Linked DNA regions of Homo sapiens: region 2 is linked to region 1. A link is an interaction called in ENCODE POLR2A ChIA-PET data of the cell type or tissue named here. Cell type or tissue: CD4-positive, alpha-beta T cell. All regions are shown on one strand. Links, peaks and the distances in the headings refer to the core of each region. The heading gives the core; the rest is flanking DNA. Region 1 holds the start of TNS2 (tensin 2). Region 2 has its middle 7.4 kb from the start of KRT18.

What was found. Peaks named below come from ENCODE experiments on the same cell type or tissue, not always from the same donor. Only the 100,000 strongest peaks of a DNase experiment are listed, where the experiment ranks them.
Region 2: POLR2A ChIA-PET joins it to region 1 with 11 read pairs; 7 of 35 experiments call an interaction of 5 or more read pairs at or near these places.

The regions. Positions count from the first base shown.
Region 1 is chr12:53,042,735-53,051,758 of GRCh38, forward strand. It overlaps TNS2 (tensin 2), which reads left to right and starts at 7,331. Exons shown (of 29, transcript NM_170754.4): 1 at 7,331-7,526. The coding sequence starts at 7,452. TNS2-AS1 (TNS2 antisense RNA 1) reads right to left here. Exons shown (of 4, transcript NR_033854.1): 3 at 3,227-3,327; 4 at 455-2,919. RefSeq lists enhancers at 3,630-3,819, 3,900-3,949, 4,647-5,491, 5,492-6,335 and silencers at 4,460-4,529, 4,600-5,189. In CD4-positive, alpha-beta T cell, for the core only: no CTCF peak of the experiment used is centred there; DNase peaks (open chromatin) are centred at 4,807, 5,627, 5,831 and 7,326; H3K4me3 peaks cover 1,463 bases; H3K27ac peaks cover 1,618 bases.
Region 2 is chr12:52,937,169-52,946,192 of GRCh38, forward strand. It overlaps a transcript of KRT8 not described here. Among named protein-coding and RNA genes, the nearest start is that of KRT18, 7.4 kb to the right of the region's middle. RefSeq lists enhancers at 6,587-7,181, 8,371-8,966. In CD4-positive, alpha-beta T cell, for the core only: no CTCF peak of the experiment used is centred there; no DNase peak of the experiment used is centred there.

The DNA of each region.
Region 1 (9,024 bases), core at 614-8,613:
TCATTGTTGCAAGGCGGGAAAGGGGTTAGGACAGTGGCAGAGAATCCTTAAGGTCACAAGGAGGTGGAGCATAGAAAGGAGCCCGGGAAACCTCAGTCAACAATTTTGGGGATTTAAGAGCCAAGATGAGGAGCCAGTTAAATGATTTCCCAGCCAATTGGAGCAGCTGCTCTTCTAGTTTCTGGCCAGTGCATTTATCTCTGTTCTCCAAAACTGGTAAAGTTGAAGGCTATGAGACTCAGCTGTGATGATGTGAAGGCTTTTCAATGTGGGTTTAGGTGCCCCTATTGTCCAGGCTGCCTGGAAACCTACAAGGTAATGCTTTTTCACTGCCTCTCCACCACAGGAATCAGTTTCACTCACATTCTCCAAGCCTTTGTTTCAAGCCACTCTCAGCTGTGCAATAATGAGGTCTAGGTAAATGATGGAAAGAAGGAACATAAAAATAGGAAAGGCTTGTTGAAAGAGGTTTATGATGGCTGTGTACAGAAAGGGTAGAGAGGAAGGCCCTATGTCCCAAAAGGTACTCTAAAGTCAGAGAAAACCTGGGCTGTAATATGGCCACATCCTCATTTAAATTTAAAAAGACGTGTGTGGCCAGGTGCCATGGCTCACAGCTGTAATCCCAGCACTTTGGGAGGCCAAGGCGGGCACATCATGTGGTCAGGAGTTCTAGACCAGCCTGGCTAATAGGGTGAAACCCCGTCTCTACTAAAAATACAAAAATTAGCTAGGCATGGTGGTGTACACCTGTAGTCCCAGCTACTCAGGAGGCTGAGGCAGAAGAATCGCTTGAACCCGGGAAGTGGAGGTTGCAGTGGACCGGGATCGCACCACTGCACTCCGGCCTGGGTGACAGAGCGAGACTCTTGTCTCAATGGTTGCTCACACCTGTAATCCCAGCACTTTGGGAGGATGAGGCAGGAGAATCGCTTGAGCCTAGAAGTTTGAGACTAGTCAGGGCAACATGGCAAGACCCTGTCTCTACAAAAAAATAGAAAAATTATCCAGGTATGGTGGTGTATGCCCATAGTTGCAGCTACTTGGGAGGAAGGATCACTTGAACCCAGGAGGTCAAGGCTGCAGTGAGCTGTGATCACACCACTACACTCCAGCCTGGGCAACAGAGCAAGACCCTGTCTCAAAAAAAAAGTGTGGGTCCACCGAGAAGCCCCCCAGCTGCAGGAGTGGACCCAGGACTGGTCAGCCCTCATTGTCAACGTCTTGTAAATCTTGAACTAGTGGACGAGTAGGGGGAAAGTGCAGGTGCAGCAACCTACTTCAAAAGGGCTAACTTGAGGCTGATTAGGTCCCGTGTGTCTCCCAGTCCACATTAGCCTCGTTTCTTCTCAATAGAATCAAGCACTATACTCCGGATCCCAAGGCACTAGGGTCCCAGTTCGTGCTGAGGGCGTCGCCTCAAGTGCTAAGCGAGCTCACAGCATCTGGTTTCTCAGGAAGTGAGAGAGCTACACATCTGCTCCTGGGAAGCATTATTTGTCAAATAAGCCTTGTTTCTCAGCAACCATTGTAGCCCCCAGGGCCACAAGTAAAGGGGGGCTTGCCTTCCCTTACCCTCCCCCAAAAGAAATTTGGAAGAGACGAGCTGAGCTGCTCCCCGCCCAGCTACAGCAACCTCCAGCTTGGACAATACACCCTCTGTCCTCAGCCAGGAGATCCGCCTCTGGAGTTGGCTCTGCCCCTTCCCCCACTCTTCCTGGTTCCCAGCACCCAAACCCTCTACTGGAGTTCTCCTGACCCAGTGGTCTCCAGCCAGGACAGTCCCACACCTTCAAATCCTCCCCCTACAGTCCCCGCACCCCAAGGATCTGAGCACATTCAGTTACAGGCATGGGGTCACCCCAGACCATGGAAGAGGGGGTTCCATCTTCAGTGCCAAGATGGACCACCCTCTGCATAGTCAAGGTAAGAAAACCTGTGTGGAGGGAGGTCAGAGGTGCTCCTGAAATTGTTTGACCTTTACTAACATCAACCTGGCTTTCTCCTCCTCTCCTTCTTCCTCTCTGAAGCTCCTGCTGCTGTGAGCTGGAAATCAGGATGCCTGGCTGGCCCATGAACCACTCATTTTTGTTTCACTCCCACCAAGCTACCTCCTGTATAACTTCTCATTCTCAGCTTTTCTCAGCCCTTCCTGCAGCCCCCTTCTCCACTATCCCCACATTGAGAGTAGGAATCAAGCCTGAGCTGGGAGTTTGGCCACCCATCTTGTGACCCTTTTCCAATTCCTTGGAACCTCTAAAGTTCTTCCCATGGGCCTGCCAGGCAGCAGCAAAACCAGCATGTGTGAGGTTCTAGCCCTTACCCCTCACCTCTCTGGGGTCCAATCAAGTTCCTCTTTGAGTCCCAGTCTCTCCATTGGTAACTTTAGAGCTTAAGTAAAGGTACTCCCATGGCATCCATCCCAGAGCCCAGCCAAAGACCCTAAGGAATGCTGGGAAGAGCAAGATGTTAAAAGAGCTGGTTGAAGGCTCCAGAGACATGAACACACTTAATTATCTCATGATTCTCGATTACATAATCAAATCTGGCCAAAATACATGGGACAACCTTCAGCCTTGCCCTTTCTCCAGGAGCCTCCAATCCCTGCCACTTTCCTCGGTATTCCCCTAACTCTTGCCTCTCCCCTCCTCCCAGTGCCTCCCTACTCATTCCCGCCTGGCTTCCCCCACCCCCACCTCTCCTGTCCCCAGTCCCCAGTGACTCCCACTGCTCTAACCTCTGAAACTGTCTATTGGACACCAACTCAACCAAGAGCAGTAAGATCAAGGCTCCCCAGTCCCAACCATATCCACCCCTCCCAAATGCCAATTTCTGGGTGGGGGGGGACACACAGTCATCACGCACTTCTTCACAGACTCTTCTTCCCTGTGGCAAGATTGGAATCAGGTGCTCCACCCCCTGGAAATGAGAACCAGACTTCTCAGCCTTTGCCAAAGACAAGGGACCCAGTTGAGATGAGACGGGGAGGGAAAGAAGGCCTTAGAGCCAGTGGTACTGGCTACTTTGGGCAAGCACTGGGCATTGAGCCCTGGGCACTGGGTTCTCAGAATTCCAACCTTCCTTCCCCCCGCCCCTTTTCATCATGGAAAATCCAGCAGGGAGGGTGAAGGAGGGAGAAAGTTTCAGGAAGTGCTCACTGCTAAAGGACGTTGGGGGAATGTAGGAATGGCAACAGGTTCAGAACTTCTAGGAAGATGTCCCCTACCTTATCCCTACCCTCCACCTTCTGCTCCAGGGTGGCACGACTCAAACCTGCCCTACGGCCCATTAGCTCCATTCCATGAAGTTCCTATCCAGTACCAGGCACTGCAAAAGAAGGGAATGAGGTCAGACCATAGAAAGAACTTCCATCTCCATTTGGAAAGGCTGGACTCAAGTTAAATGTAAGGAAGACCTTCTCAGAGGTCTCCTGCGAACTGGGAATGACGGTCCAGCTCTTTAAAATAGGGCAATGGGCCGGGCACGGTGGCTCACGTCTGTAATCCCAGCACTTTGGGAGGCCAAGAAGGGGAAATCGCTTGAGCTCAAGAATTGGAGACCAGCCTGGGCAACATGGCGAAAACCCATCTCTACAAAAAATTAGCTGGGCGTGGCGGCGCCCATCTTGTAGTCCCAGCTACTCGGGAGGCTGAGGTGGGAGGATCGCTTGAGCCTGGGAGGCAGAGGTTGCAGTGAGCCGAGATGGCGCCACTGCACTCCAGCCTGGGCGACAGAGACAGACTCCCGTCTCAATGAATAAAGCAGGGCAGTGGATGGGATGGCTGGAGCTGCTTGCGGGTGGAGATGGGGGCTTGAGCCTGACGGAAAGGTCCCCAGCTGTGAATCCTTTGAGAATACTAGCCCAGGAGAAGTCTCCTGTGGGGCAGAGGACCAGGGAAGGGTGTCCAATGACTTGGGCCAAAAGTAACACCAGGTGTCTTCACCTGATTCAGGCGCCCGCCTGGGTAGGGGACGCTAGCACCACCAGGCTAAGCCACGGGTGGTCCTCTCAGGTCAGGCCCAAGCCCAGGCACACTCCTGTGGGGAGGGTAAGAGGCTGACGCTGCGCGGCAGTTCCCTGTCCCCTTGTTCCTAGTCCCTTCTAGACCTACGCCCACCGTTTCTTCTGCGTCTGTCTGGCTCGCGTGTTTCTTTCTGCCTGTGTCCCGCCGGGTCAGGCTCTCCCCGTCTCTCAGACTTTCCCGTCCCCGTGTCCTCCGCGGCCGTCTCTCTCCAACTCTCTCCCCCTCTCAGCCACTTCCTGTCTCCAGTATGTCCCTGGCGCGGCCCGGCTGGCCGTCTGCGCACCCTCTCTCCCCTCGGCTCTTTGTGAGTGTGGGTTCGCGGGAGAAGGTGGGGAGGAGAGGAGGCCGAGGGGTGGGGAGCTGGCGGAACGTGGGGATTGGAGCCGGGAGGGAGGAGGAGGAGGAGCGGGCTGCCACGGGCGCGGGCGCGGGCGCGGGGCGCGGCGGGGGCGGGAGGGAGCCCAGCCGAGCCCGGCCGCCCGCTCCCGCCACTGCCACCGCCTCCTCCTCCGCGTCCGCTCGGCGCGGGCACGGGCGGGATGGGCTGGCCCGGCGGCTCCCCCTGCTGCTGCCCCGCCCCGCCGCGCCCCCGCCCGGCCGGGCGCCCCCCGCAGGTGAGTGGCCGCGCCGCGCTGGGCGGGCGGCGGTCTCTGCGTCACGGCCGCGCGGGCAGTGCCAGGGGCGGGCGCCAGGGGGCGCGGGGCCGCCGGAGGTCGAGAGGGCGCGGGGCGCGGGGCGCGGCCCAGGGCTGGGGCCGGGGGCTCTGGCTGGCCGCGGAGAGCTGGGAGCAGCGGGAGGCCGGGACAGTGACTAGGGGGCGGGGCGCGGCCGCGGCCCTACTCGATCAGGCCGCCACGCCTTCCAGCACCCGGGGCGCACGGGGCCGCACGCCGTGCCACACACGCAGGCCCGGGACCCGGCAGCAGCTGGCAGCGGCGCTCGGGCCCCGGCCTGGCAGGGTGCGGGCGAACGTTTTCCTTTCCTGCTTCACATGTGGGACAGAGGCCGTAAGCGGGCACAGATGAGGCTGATTCGACTCGCCAGCCCCGCTCTGCGGCCCCCTCCAGTCTGCCCCCATCCTCCAGACCCTTCTGGGAACACCCCCAGAGCCGCCGCCCTCCCTCGCTCCTTCCCTGGGCCTTACCCCTCCTCCGCGGCGGCCGGGCTCCCAGCCTCCCTTCCAACCACAGCTATTTCCAGAAAGGGGGGTGTGGGTGGAGGGGTTTCTCCAAACAAACCCAAGACTTCGGAGAGAGAGGGGGCCCGGCTGGGGGAGAGGTTGACAGGCTCTGGAATGTTACAGGCGGGAGGAGGGTGAGGGTCCAAGAGGGTCTAGTGATGCCTTCCCAGCCCTCCTCAAGTGAGCTACTTTTCCCCTCGGGACTGGCTCATAGGGATCCCATCCCTGCTTCCCTTCCGAGGTGCGAGTGCCACAGGATGGGAGGGACTCACAGCCACAGTGGATCCTGACCACCCCACCCCTCACCGAGCTCACTGCTTGGGCACCTCCTTGCTGGGTCTGGGTGGGGAGTGTGAGACCAGTGAAGGTGAGAGGATGTCTGGGGACCTGTTCCAGGTGAGGGGACTTTCAGCCCCTATGGAGGCAGCAGGAGAGTGAAGCATGTAGAGGAGTCCTGGTCAGGGCCATGTGCCATAGGAGCAGAAGCTGGGACTGGACAGAAAAAAGCCACCCCCACTGCCCACCTTGTCACACTGCCCCATCTCCCCCAAGCAGGGCTGGGGGCTCGACAAGGCCAGGCCCGGTTGCCCACACTGGCCGGGGGCCTGGAATGTGCTGGGACACAGCCAGGCTGGCAGGATGGGGGTGGGTCACAGAGCCCGTGCTCCTCTCCAGTTACAGGCAGGGAGCCCAGGCCTGCCACACAGATGCCACCTTCTGGCCAGGATATCCTGGGGACACATTTCTTGGCCTGGAAAATTGGAGCTTCCAGGGAGAGGTGTCAGGCTAGGCCCAATCCAGTCAGGTCCTCGCAAGGGTCTCAAGTGGGCACCCACAGCAGGCCTCACCCCAGAGAATGCAGGATTCTTCATCCCAGGGAACCCATCCTGGTGGATATGAAGGAGCAGGAAGCAAGTAGAAGGGACTCCGTGGGAGAAGCCAGGGCTGGGGGAGTTGCCTGAGTACTGGGACATTCAATAAATACCATGCAAATGAGAGGGGCACATTTGCACATTCTTTCAAGTGACAGCTATAGCCTGTCCCAGGGGCTGCTGTCCACAGCTTGGGGCTGAAGACTCCCAGGCCATTAACCCCTTAGCTTTTAGGAAGATTACTCCCCCTTTTTCAAGGCCCCATCCACCTCCCTCCCTTGACTCCCAGGACGGGAAGTTGGCCATGTTCCCAGGAGGGAGGCCGGAGGCCCATGGATGGGGGTGGAGTATGTGTTGGGAGGGGGGACCTCCTGTCCAGTCCTCAGGCCCTGGGACAGCTGCTGAGGAAGGAGAGCAGACCCAGGAGAGCCATGAAGGTAGTACTCAGGCTTCGGGGTTGCCGCGGGGGGAGGGTGCAGCCCTTGGGTAGAGAGCCCAAGTTGCAGGGCTGGAAAGAGGGCTAGGGATCTGTGAGATCATGTCTGAAACAAAGCCAGGGAATGGGTGAGTGGGGGGCACTGTGTCAGGAGCAGAAACCTGGGGGCTTTCAGGAGAAGGGCCTCATATGCCTTAGGCTGTGGCAGGAGAATGGATTACTCCCCAAACCTGAGCAAAGCAGTCTTGTGGCTGGAACTTGGCCTTGCAAGGTGTATTGAGGGTAAAGGTGGGCGGTGCATGCTTTCCTTTTCCTACTTCATAACGAGTGAAACTGAGACAGGAAGGGGGCCCCCAGTCCCATTTTTACCTGACTCTCAGGACACACTCGGGATCCTGGGCCTGCCTGCTGGTAGTAGTTCCCAGCTCCACTCCCTCCCCAGCGGAAGTCCCTCGAGAGCTTGAGAGTTCAGGCTGGAGCCTGGCTGGGACACACTGTTCCCCACTTGCCCTTTAGCCCTGCCCCGAGACCAGAATTCTCACCCGGCCCCACCGGGGGTGGGGGCAGAATCTCAAGACCATGGATCCCTGCAGATCCCTGGAGAGTGTGGTGTCCCAGGTGTGGGACAACTCCAGAGTTGGGGGAGTAGGGGGAGCAAAAGATCACAGGCTGACACTCCCAGCAGGGTAGATCCTGGGAATCTGATCTCCTGGCCTCCCCCACATCCTCCCCCCTCCACTTCCTGGAGCAGCGACCTGCCCCCTTCCCGCCTGCACTTCCCTCCACTTCCAGGGCCGGGCTTCTCCTCACACCAGCCAGACAGCCTACCCTCCGCCCAGGGGAAGCGGCTGCCTCCGCCAGGCCGCTTCCAGGAAGCCCCGGGCCAGGCCCCAGCATTGTTCAGGCCCTGGGGCCAGCACCCCAGCCAGCCGAACACCATGAAGTCCAGCGGCCCTGTGGAGAGGCTGCTCAGAGCCCTGGGGAGGAGGGACAGCAGCCGGGCCGCAAGCAGGGTAGGAGTGCCCACCAGCTGGGCAAAAGAGGGGCAGGGGTGGAGGTGCGGGCAGTGGGGGAGGGGACCAGGAATCAGGCCAGGCCTTCTTCCCAATTTCAGCTTCCTCAGCCTTCTTCCCTGGCCCAGCATCCCCTCCGGAGTGGCCAGGGCTGTAGTGTGAGGGGATGTTTGGGTTAGAGTAGGTCCTGCTGTCTGTTTTGGCTCCTCTCACCTTCCCTGCTCTAGCCTGGGCCAACCCCAGGAGGTCCTGGCCCCCCAACATAAGCCCCAGGTGCCTCACTGCAGGACTTTGCCATGCGCTATCCAGGTATCCTCCAGCAGGCTCAGAGATCATCAGGCCCCTTCCCTGGCCCAGGGAAGTTTGAGGGAAATGGGGTGGCAGGGTGGAAAAAGAGAGAGGAGAGGGAGTCAGGAGTGCTTTGGAACTGGAGGTTTGCTTTCCACTGACAACATCCATATCTGCTGCTAATGCCAACATGCTCCCAAGTGTCTTAGTGGGTCCCACAAAGTTGATCCAGCCCAGAAGAGTTGCAGGGACAGTCAAGAAACCAGAGGTGCTGCCCACATCCCCATCACTCCCTTTCCCAACTTCCCAGCCTTGCCCCAAAAGCAGCAGCTCAGGACAACCTGAGATACTACTGTGATGGGTCCCCGGGAGGAGGACAGCAGGAGTCTGAACTCCAGAGGAGGGGGAATATGGGTAAAACAGAGAGATGGCAAGGAGACAAGCTGTCCCCAGACAGAGGATGGGAGGAGAGAACCCACAGTGGGAGGGGAAGGGACTGAGATAGGCCTGGGCCATAAGGGGGCATCCCAGGCTCCTGCCTCACTGCATCTCTGGGTCAGGAGGGGCTGAACAGGGAATCTGGTCCACTCCTTTCTCATTCAATGCGTGAATCCCAAGTGCCAGGGTGCAGGGGGTCGGGGGAGAACTCACAGCATCCAAAGCCAGCTAAACATCTCTCCCCAGTGACAGGCTTCTATCTGTTTCCCTCCAGCATGACCACCCCCATTACACAATTGCTGTCTGCTGCCTCAGTGCACAATGAGTAAACATGTTGTTCTGACCGTGGGGGAGGAGGGCATGTCAGCTGCCTGGAGCGTGGGGACAGCAGGAGCTAAAGGAGCAGGACTGGCTGAGGCCACTCCTGCCGGCTCAGTCTGGTGCTGCAGGACTGACATACAACACATATGTTTGGAACCTCCCTGCTCACTCTGCACACAGGTCTCCATGCGGGGAGGACAAGATGGGAAGAGTCAGGGAGTACCCTTACCACACCAGGGGGAAAGCCTGAGCATGGAGGCTTTTCCACAAGGGCATCACACACCAGGGCCATGTGAGGGGCCCAAGTGATCCCCTGGGGAGGAGCTGACCCAGCAAAGGTGACGCAAGGGGTCAGATTCCATGCACAGTTGAGGACAGGCCCCATGACCGCCCTGAAGCAGCTGTGGCCAAGTGCGTCCTACAAGTTTGAGGGCTTGATCTGGACGGAGAA
Region 2 (9,024 bases), core at 339-8,338, 110 kb before region 1:
GAGACCAACCTGGGCAACACCGTGAAACCCTGTCTCTACTGAAATACAAAAAACTAGCCTGGTGTGGCAGCATGCACCTGTAATCCCAGCCACTTGGGAGGCTGAGGCAGGAGAATTGCTAGAACTCGGGAGGCAGAGGTTGCAGTGAGCTGAGACTGTGCCACTGCACAATCCAGCCTGGGCAACAGAACAAGACTCGGTCTCTAAAAAAAAAAAAAGAGAGAGAGATACAGATGGGGCAGGGTGCAGTGGCTCAAGCGTGTAATCCCAGCACTTTGGGAGGCTGAGGCGGGAGTATTGCTTGAGCTCAGGAGTTTGAGACCAGCCTGGGCAACATGGCAAAACCCTGTCTCTACAAAATATACAAAAATTAGCCAGGCATGGTGGCATGTGACTATAATCCCAGCTACTCTGGAGGCTGAGGCTCAAGAATCACTTGAATCCGGGAGGCAAATGTTGCAGTGAACCAAGATCCCGCCACTGTACTCCAGCCTGGGTGAGGGAGTGAAACTCTGTCTCAAAAAAAAAAAAAAAGAAGAAGAAAACAGGCCGGGCATGGTGGTTCATGCCTGTAATCCCAGCACTTTGGAGGCCAAGGCAAGTGGATCACCTGAGGTCAGGAGTTTGAGACCAGCCTGGCCAACATGGTGAAACCCTGTCTCTACTAAAAATACAAAAAAATGTAGCCTGGCATGGTGGCACACACCTGTAGTCCCAGCTACTCGGGAGACTGAGGCAAGAGAATTGCTTAAGCCCAGGAGGCAGAGGCTGCAGTGAGCCGAGATCGTGCCATTGCACTCCAGCCTGGGCAAAAGAACAAAACTCCATCTCAAAAAAAAAAAAAAAAGTTGCCAAAAATAAAGAGATACAGATGGTAAATAAGCACATGAAAAGATGCCCAATATCATTAGTCATTAGGAAAATACACATTAAAACCACAAGATACCATTACACACCCACTAGAAAGCTATATATATATATATATATATATATATATATATATTTTTTTTTTTTTTTATATATAAGGTCTTGCTCTGTCGCCCAGGCTGGAGTGCAGGGCCATGACCTTAGCTCACTGCAACCTCTGCCTCCTGGGTTCAAGTGATTCTCGTGCCTTGGCCTCCCGAGTAGCTGGGATTACAAGCATGGACAATGCCCAGCTAATTTTTTGTATTTTTAGTAGAGCTGGGATTTTGCTGTGTTGCCCAGACTGGTGTTGAACTCCTGGCCTCAAGTGATCCGTTTGCCTCGGCCTCCCAAAGTGCTGTGATTACTAGTGTGAGACTCCACATCCAGCCTAACTTTTGTTTTTCCTTTTTAATAACAGGCCAAGCACAGTGGCTCAGGCATGTAATCCCAGCATTTTGGGGGGCCGAGGCAGAAGGATCACCTGAGCCCAATAGTTCGAGACAAGCCTGGGCAACAAAGGAAGACTCCCCTCTCTACAAAAGAATTTTTTTTTTTTTTGAGACGGAGTCTCGCTCTGTCGCCGAGGCTGGAGTGCAGTGGTGCGATCTCAGCTCACTGCAAGCTCTGCCTCCCAGGTTCACGCTGTTCTCTTGTGTCAGCCTCCCGAGGACCTGGGACTACAGGTGCCTGCCACCAGTCCCGGTTAATTTTTTGTGTTTTTAGTAGAGACGGGGTTTCACCGTGTTAACCAGGATTGTCTTGATCTCCTGACCTCATGATCCTCCCGCCTTGACCTCCCAAAGTGCTGGGCTTACAGGCGTGAGCCACCGCGCCTGGCCTACAAATGAATTTTTAAAACCAGCCAGGTTTAGTGGTATGGGCCTGTAGTCCTAGCTCCTGAGGAGGATGAGGCAGGAGTATCACTTGGGCACAGGAGTTCCAGGCTATAGTAAGCTATGACAGAACCACTATACTCCAACCTGGGTGACAGAGCAAGACCCTGTATCTTAAAAAAAAGTAAAATAAAAAATAAAAATAAAAAAAGGACAGACAGTACAGAGTGTTGGTGAGGATACAGAGCATCATGTTACTGGGGGCATGCAAAATGGTACAGCTACTTTGGCAGTTTCTTAGAAGAATAAACTTGGCCAGGCATGGTGGTTCACGCCTGTACTCCCAGCACTTTGGGAGACTGAGGCGGGCAGATCACTTGAGGTCAGGAGTTCGACACCAGCCTGGCCAACATGGTGAAACTGTCTCTAGTAAAAATAGAAAAATTAGCCTGGTGTGGTGGCACACGCCTTTAGTCCCAGCTACTTGGGAGGCTGAGACAGGAGAATCACTTGAACCTGGGAGGTGGAAGGTGCAGTGAGCTGAGATCACCCCTGTAATCCCAGCACTTTAAGGCTGAGGCAGGCAGATGACTTGAGCCCAGGAGTTTGAGACCGGCCTGGCCAACACGGCAAAACCCCGTCTCTACTAAAAAATACAAAAATTAGCCAGGCATGGTGGCGTATACCCGCGATTCCAGCTACTTAGGAGGCTGAAGTATGAGAATCACTTGAACCCTGGAAGCAGAGGTTGCAGTGAGCCAAAATCAGGCCATAGAACTCCAGCCTGAGTGACAGACGGGGAGACTCCCTCTCAAAAAAAAAAAAGAAAAAAAGGAAGAAAACATATATCCACACAAAGATAAACAGCTTTATTCATAATTGCTAAAAACTGGAGCTGAGCACTGTGCCTCATGCCTGTAATCCCAGCACTTTGGAAGACCAAGGTGGGAGGATCACTTGGGGTCAGGAGCTCAGGCCAGGAATTTAAGACCAGCCTGGGCAACATATTGAGACCCTCATCTCTACCAAAAAAAGTTAGAAAAAGTAAAGAAAAAAACTAAGAACAAAATAAATATTCATCTACTGGTGAATGGATAAACAAATTATGGTAACTCTATGCAATGGAATATTATGCTGCCATTAAAAGGAAGGATAAATACTGATACCCTGCAATAACATAGATGAATCACAGAAGCATCATGTTAAGTGAAAGACGCCAGAGACAAAAAGCTACACACCAGGCCAGGCGTGGTGGCTCATGCCTGTAATCCCAGCACTTTGGGAGGCCGAGGTGGATGGATTACCAAGCTCAGGTGTTTGACACCAGCCTGGCCAATGTGGTGAAACTCCATCTCTACTAAAAATATAAAAAATTAGCCGGACGTGGTAGCTCATGCTTGTAGTCCCAGCTACTCGGGAGGCTAAGGCAGGAGAATCGCTTGAACCTGGGAGGTGGAGGTTGCAGTGAACCAAGATCATGCCACTGCACTCCAGCCTGGGCGACAGAGCAAGACTCAGTCTCAAAAAAAAAAAAAAAAAAGAAAAGTAAAAAGCTACACAAAAAAGCTACACACTTTATAGTTTATTTTATACAACATTATGGAAAGGGAAAAGCTATGAGGACAGAGAACAGATCAGTGGTTACCATAGCTGGGGGTGTCGGGGAGGAGGTGTGGGGGTGAGCAATGAACTTGACTATAAAAGAACACAGTGGATTTTTTTTTTTTTTTTTTGAGACGAAGTCTCCCTCTGTGGCCCAGGCTGGAGTGCAGTTGCGCCATCTCAGCTCACTGCAACCTCCTCCTCCCAGGTTCAAGCAATTCTCTTGCCTCAGCCTCCTGAGTAGCTGGGACTACAGGCGCCCATCCCCATGCCCCGCTAATTTTTTTGTATTTTTAGTAGAGATGGGGTTTCACCATCTTGGCCAGGTTGGTCTTGAACTTCTGAACTCGTGATCCACCCGCCTCACCCTCCCAAAGTGCTGGGATTACAGGTGTGAGCCACCACACCCAGCCTGGAGCTTTTTGAAGGGATAAAAATTATGTATTTTGATTATGGTGGCATTTCCACAGCTGCATCCATTTGTCAAAACCCATCAAACTGTATACCTAAAAAGGGTGAATGCTACTGTAGGCAAATTGTGCATCAATACATTAATTTTTTTTTTTTTTTTGAGATGGAGTTTCACTCTTGTTGCCCAGGCTGGAGTGCAATGGCGCGATCTTGGCTCACCACAACCTCCGCCTCCTGGGTTCAAGCGAATCTCCTGCCTCAGCCTCCCGAGTAGCTGGGATTACAGGCATGTGCCACCACGCCCGTCTATAAATCTAAATGTTTTAAAACAAGAAAACCCACAGATGCAGGAAGATCATAGGCTCAGCCTTATATGTGAAAAGCTTAAGGTTTCCTTGAAACCTCCAATTAGGGATAATATCCACCAGCAGGAGATATGGTTCTGAGTCTCAGAGGAGGGGATTCTGGTGGATGCTATAAAAAGCCACGGTGCCAAGTGTTCTATCTGCGAAATCTTACCCTTAGCCCCCGGGCTCCTCTAGCAAGTTTTTGCTCTTTTTTTTTTTTTTTTTTTTTTTTTTTGAGACAGTGTTTCACTCTTGTTACCCAGGCTGGAGTGCAATGGCGTGATCTCAGCTCACCGCAACCTCCACCTCCTGGATTCAAGCAATTCTCCTACCTCAGCCTCCCGAGTAGCTGGAATTACAGGCATGTGCCACCACGCCCAGCTAATTTTGTATTTTTAGTAGAGACAGGGTTTCTCCATGTTGGTCAGGCTGGTCTCGAACTCCCAACCTCAGGTGATCCGCCCGCCTCAGCCTCCCAAAATACTGGGATTACAGGTGTGAGCCACCGTGCCTGGCTTTTTACTCACTTTTTGAAGCCCTGTCTGAGCATTCATTTGACCTCCGTGAAGTTCTCCATGACCCCAGTCCTTCAGCACGTAGAACGCAAGCTCCATGAAAGCAGCAACCTTGTGGCTTTTCTGTGCTGTATTCTCAGATCCTAGACCATGCTGGCATTAGGTGCCTTACAAAGCGTTAATGAATTAATGAATTCTTCCTTTCTCTGACAGTCCTCTGGAGCTTGTCATAGCACCAATCACACTGTATTTTGTTTGTCCAATGATCTGTTCCCTCTAATAATAATCTCCTTGATTATTATTGTCTAGTTGTATTTATCTTTGTATTCCCAGGTCACTATTGGTGGAAGTGAACTAAACCGACAGCCTTAAAGCTCCATGTTGATGATTCTTCCAGGAGGAGGAGGCACACTTAACAAGCACCTGCTCCGCCCCAGGCCCTATCATACATGCTTAATCTCTGCAACAAACCGATAAGGAAGCTGGAGATCAGAGAAGCTCGCCGACTTGGGCACCCAACTTAGGCACCCAACTTGACCAAGGTCACCTAGCAAGGAAACAAGCAGAGCTGGGATTCAAACTGAGATCTGTCCAACTCCAAAATCTTGTTTCTCCATCCTCTCTTTTCCCAAAGATTCTTAACCCCATGATTTTCAGTGCCTTCAGCACCCTGAAGTGACATCACCAGCTGCTCTGACCCCAGATTCTGATACTCTCTCTCACCTTCCCCATCTCACGCTCCTGTGCTTTCTCTGCAGCTTCCAACTGCCGTGCCACCTCAGTCCCGGGCTTCCTCCTTTTCCACTAAACTCTTCTGTTTGCCTTTGCTTCCCCACCCAAGGCCCAGCCCTTTCAGCCATGTTTTAAGGCTTCTTTGTCCCTGAGCTTCCACCTCTCCTGCCTTCTCATCCCTCAGTGAAGCCCACCATTTTTTCTCTCCCACCCCCAGGATACGCAGTGTTTCTTGTGTGGCTGGTCTCATCATGAAGCCATGTTGTGTAACTGCTGTTGGGATCTCAAGACCACTGACTCACCTTCTTATGCCTCATGGTTAGAACACAGAGTTCACCTAATGTGCCACGGTGTCCTCCTGCCTCTGCCACACGCTTCTGATTGGGGAGGAAGGAGCCTAGAGAGGTTACACACAACACATCCCAGCTCTGCCACCTACTAGGATATCACTTTTCAGGTTGCAGCTTAAATGTCACTCCACTCCCCCAGAATCTCAAGCAGGATTAGTGTTTACTGATTTGGGCTTCCATTGTTCCCTGGACTCACCCAGGCATAGCACCAACCACACTTTAGTGCTATTGCTTGTTTAATTACTGATCAGCTTTACTAAACTGTCTCATCCTAAGGCAACCGTCCATCAGTTCTGCGACCTAACAACCGCTTGGCCTCCCGATTTCTCCTGTCCGTCGCTGATAAACTGCTTGAAAGAAAAGTCTACATTTTGCCTCCACTTGGTCCTCTCTCTCCTCCCTCTCAGTCCACACCCCGGCTCCAGGCTCCATCGCTCTACTGAAAGTGCTCTTTTTGTCCTCAGCCTCCCTGATCCTTTTGTGCACCTGGCCCTGTGGGCCCCCCTTCCTTGAACCTCATTCTTCTTGGCTTTCATGACGTCCTCTCTCCTGGTCTCTTCCTGGGAACTTAGAGATCTAGGCCTTCTCCTCTTTCTCCTCTTCTCCCTCTGTCTCTTCCTCTTCTTCTTGCCTCAAGTCCCTCTGTGCTGACTCTGCTCCTTCTTTTCCCTGATCCTTTCCCTTAGGCCACCTCACCCACAACTGGGTTTCACCCAAATCCTTGAGGGGGATGCTCCAGGTGGGCCCGTTGCACGTGGCCGTGCAGGGTGTTCAGTGTACAGGCACACCCTGCCAGGAAACAAGGAAGAGGCTCCCTCTCTGCAATTTGTGTAAAGGCCCCGCAGGTTAGCTGTGACCCTGGCATCCATACCTCCTGCCCCATGCCTCTCCCAAGCTCCAGCCCTGCTCTCCTAGCTGCTCACAGGATAGTTCCCTAAACACTGCTGGCAGAACCTGCCCAGCCTAGGCCAGGAAAGAGGCTGACAGAGACAGAGCCGGCTGACTGGATGATCTGGAGATAGGTTCTTGGCCACTCTGTTCTTCCATTTCACCCCCCTTTTCAAAGACTCAGTCTTAGCCACCCTGCCCTGAGCCCATGTTAGATGGAAAAAAATAGTGGTGAGCAGGGAGCAGAAGGCTGGAGAGTAGTAAGTGCAAAAGAACAAGGGGGCTGGGAAGAAAAGGAGCAAATGGGGCAAAGCAGACAGGAGGGGAGGTCAGCTGGCTTCTCAGCTGCCAAAGCTCTTCCAGGCACGTCATCTCATTTGGTCCTCATGAAAACTCTCTAAGTGGATATTACTATTTTTCTCATTCTACAGCTGAGGAGAGACCAAGCTAGTAAAGGCTGCTCAAGATCACTAAGCCAGCAGTGGGGAATATTGTGAAATATTGAAATATTTTATTATTTCATAGAGACAGGGTCTTGTTATACTGCCCAGGCTGGTCTCAAATTCCTGGCCATAAGCGATTCTCCCACCTCAACCTCTCAAAGTGCTGGGATTACAGGCATGAGCCACCTGGCCGAATCCAGGTCTTTTGACACCAAGTGCCCTATTCATCCCTTTGCCCTCCCCTAATCTCTGGGCAGATTTGAGTGAGGCGATAGGCTGGGGGATATGGCATTGGGATACTGGGGTTGCACCTGAGGAGAAGCCAACAGCACCAGGGTCAGAATGGGCAAAGGACATAAGCACAGGCAAGGCCATTCCTGGTGGGGCTGGGCCAGGGAGCTGAGGGGCTCCTAGAAGGGCCAGGTTCCCCGACTTCTCTGAGCTTCAGCGCCTGGAGGTTTCTGGGCAGCCACACGCTTCTCAGCGCTGACCCTTCCTCTTCCTTTATCCTTGGAAAATAACCCCTAGGGCACAAACCCAACCGAAGCAATGATACTAAGTGTCAGGGCATTCCTCGACTCTCCCACCCCTGGGGAAGAGGGCCTGGCCCAAGCCCTGAGAACCCGTTCCCACCTCCACAGGCAGTGCCAGGGACTCCAAATAGGGTGCTGAAATTCCAGAAGTCTTGATATCAGACTGGGTCCTGCACCCAGCTGCCACCCGCATCCTCCCCCTGCTCCGCAGCTGCCTCTGAAGCTTGTACCCTTGCCCCCACCTCTTGTCTCTCTGCAGTCTACCTGACTGCACTTTCTGATGACCCCCACTGACCTCTCCTAGCACCCCATGTTTATTAATTACTTAAACCTAAAGTATTTACGGAGCTCCACCTATGTGCCAGATGCAGGGCTGGGCAGGAGGATTCCCATTCCACCCCAGATTCCTTTTCCTTTGGGTTCTACCCCAGATCTCCCTCTGTCTCAACAGCTCTACCCTTAACTCAGCAGCCCTGGGATTTCTCCTGTGGGAGGGCCCCCTGCATGGGTATACCCTCCACTGAGAGTAGCTGAAAGGAGCCCAGGGGAGCCTCCCAGGCGATCCCTTCCTCCCTCCAGCCCACCCCACCACAGGGCCTTCTCACTGTCTCCAACACACTGGAGTCACCCTCAGTCTTTAAAGAAGAGGATGGGAATCAGTCTCTCCCTGTTTTGTGTATAGACCCCATCCTTACACCTCAGTTGCTGTTCCGAACACCTCCCTCCTCCAGGCTGAGCAAGGAATTTCCAGCCTAAATGTTAAAGCAAAGGCGGAAGGACTGCAGGCCTTCCAATCCTCCCTAATCCTCTCATCTCTCCACCACCTAGTTTCCCCAGAGCCATCAGCTCAAGCCCTTTGTGGGAGAATGTGGAGTGGGCAGTAAGAGCTGACCCACCCCTATCGGGTCATCTCTGAGTCTACTCTGAAGTTAAACCTGCCTCACAGGTTCCCACTCCCCTTCTGCTGGACGCTGGAATGCAGGACTGATGGTGGGTGGAGAACCATTTCCCCTCTTTCCGGATTCCCCCCTGCCGAGGCTCATTACTCTTTGTGTCTGTTCTGGGAGCTTCTCACCAGGGCCCCTCCTGCTCCACCCTTTCCCGGGACTGTCCTCACAATCACGCCATCCCCCTTTCCACCTTGCTTCCCACCCCCACCCCAGAACCCTAGTGCTGGGAATCTGGAGGCCGAGACCTTCACCCCAGCTCTCCAAGAGGCTCTCTGACAAAGTGAAAAAGCCCTGAGCCACAGAGGAATCTGGAAGTGGTGGAAAGGGGCAGGCTGGTGCTGGAAGCCCGAGGTCGGTATTTGCCCCATGCTGCAAGAAGTCAGGAATGTGGCCATCGACATCAGTAGGAGAGATAAAGTCTAGCTGGCAGCTCTCCCTCTCCAGCCCCCACGCTGCACCTCCACAGGTCCCAGAAGTTTCCTAGCAGTTGGGGTGGGGCAGGAATCAGACA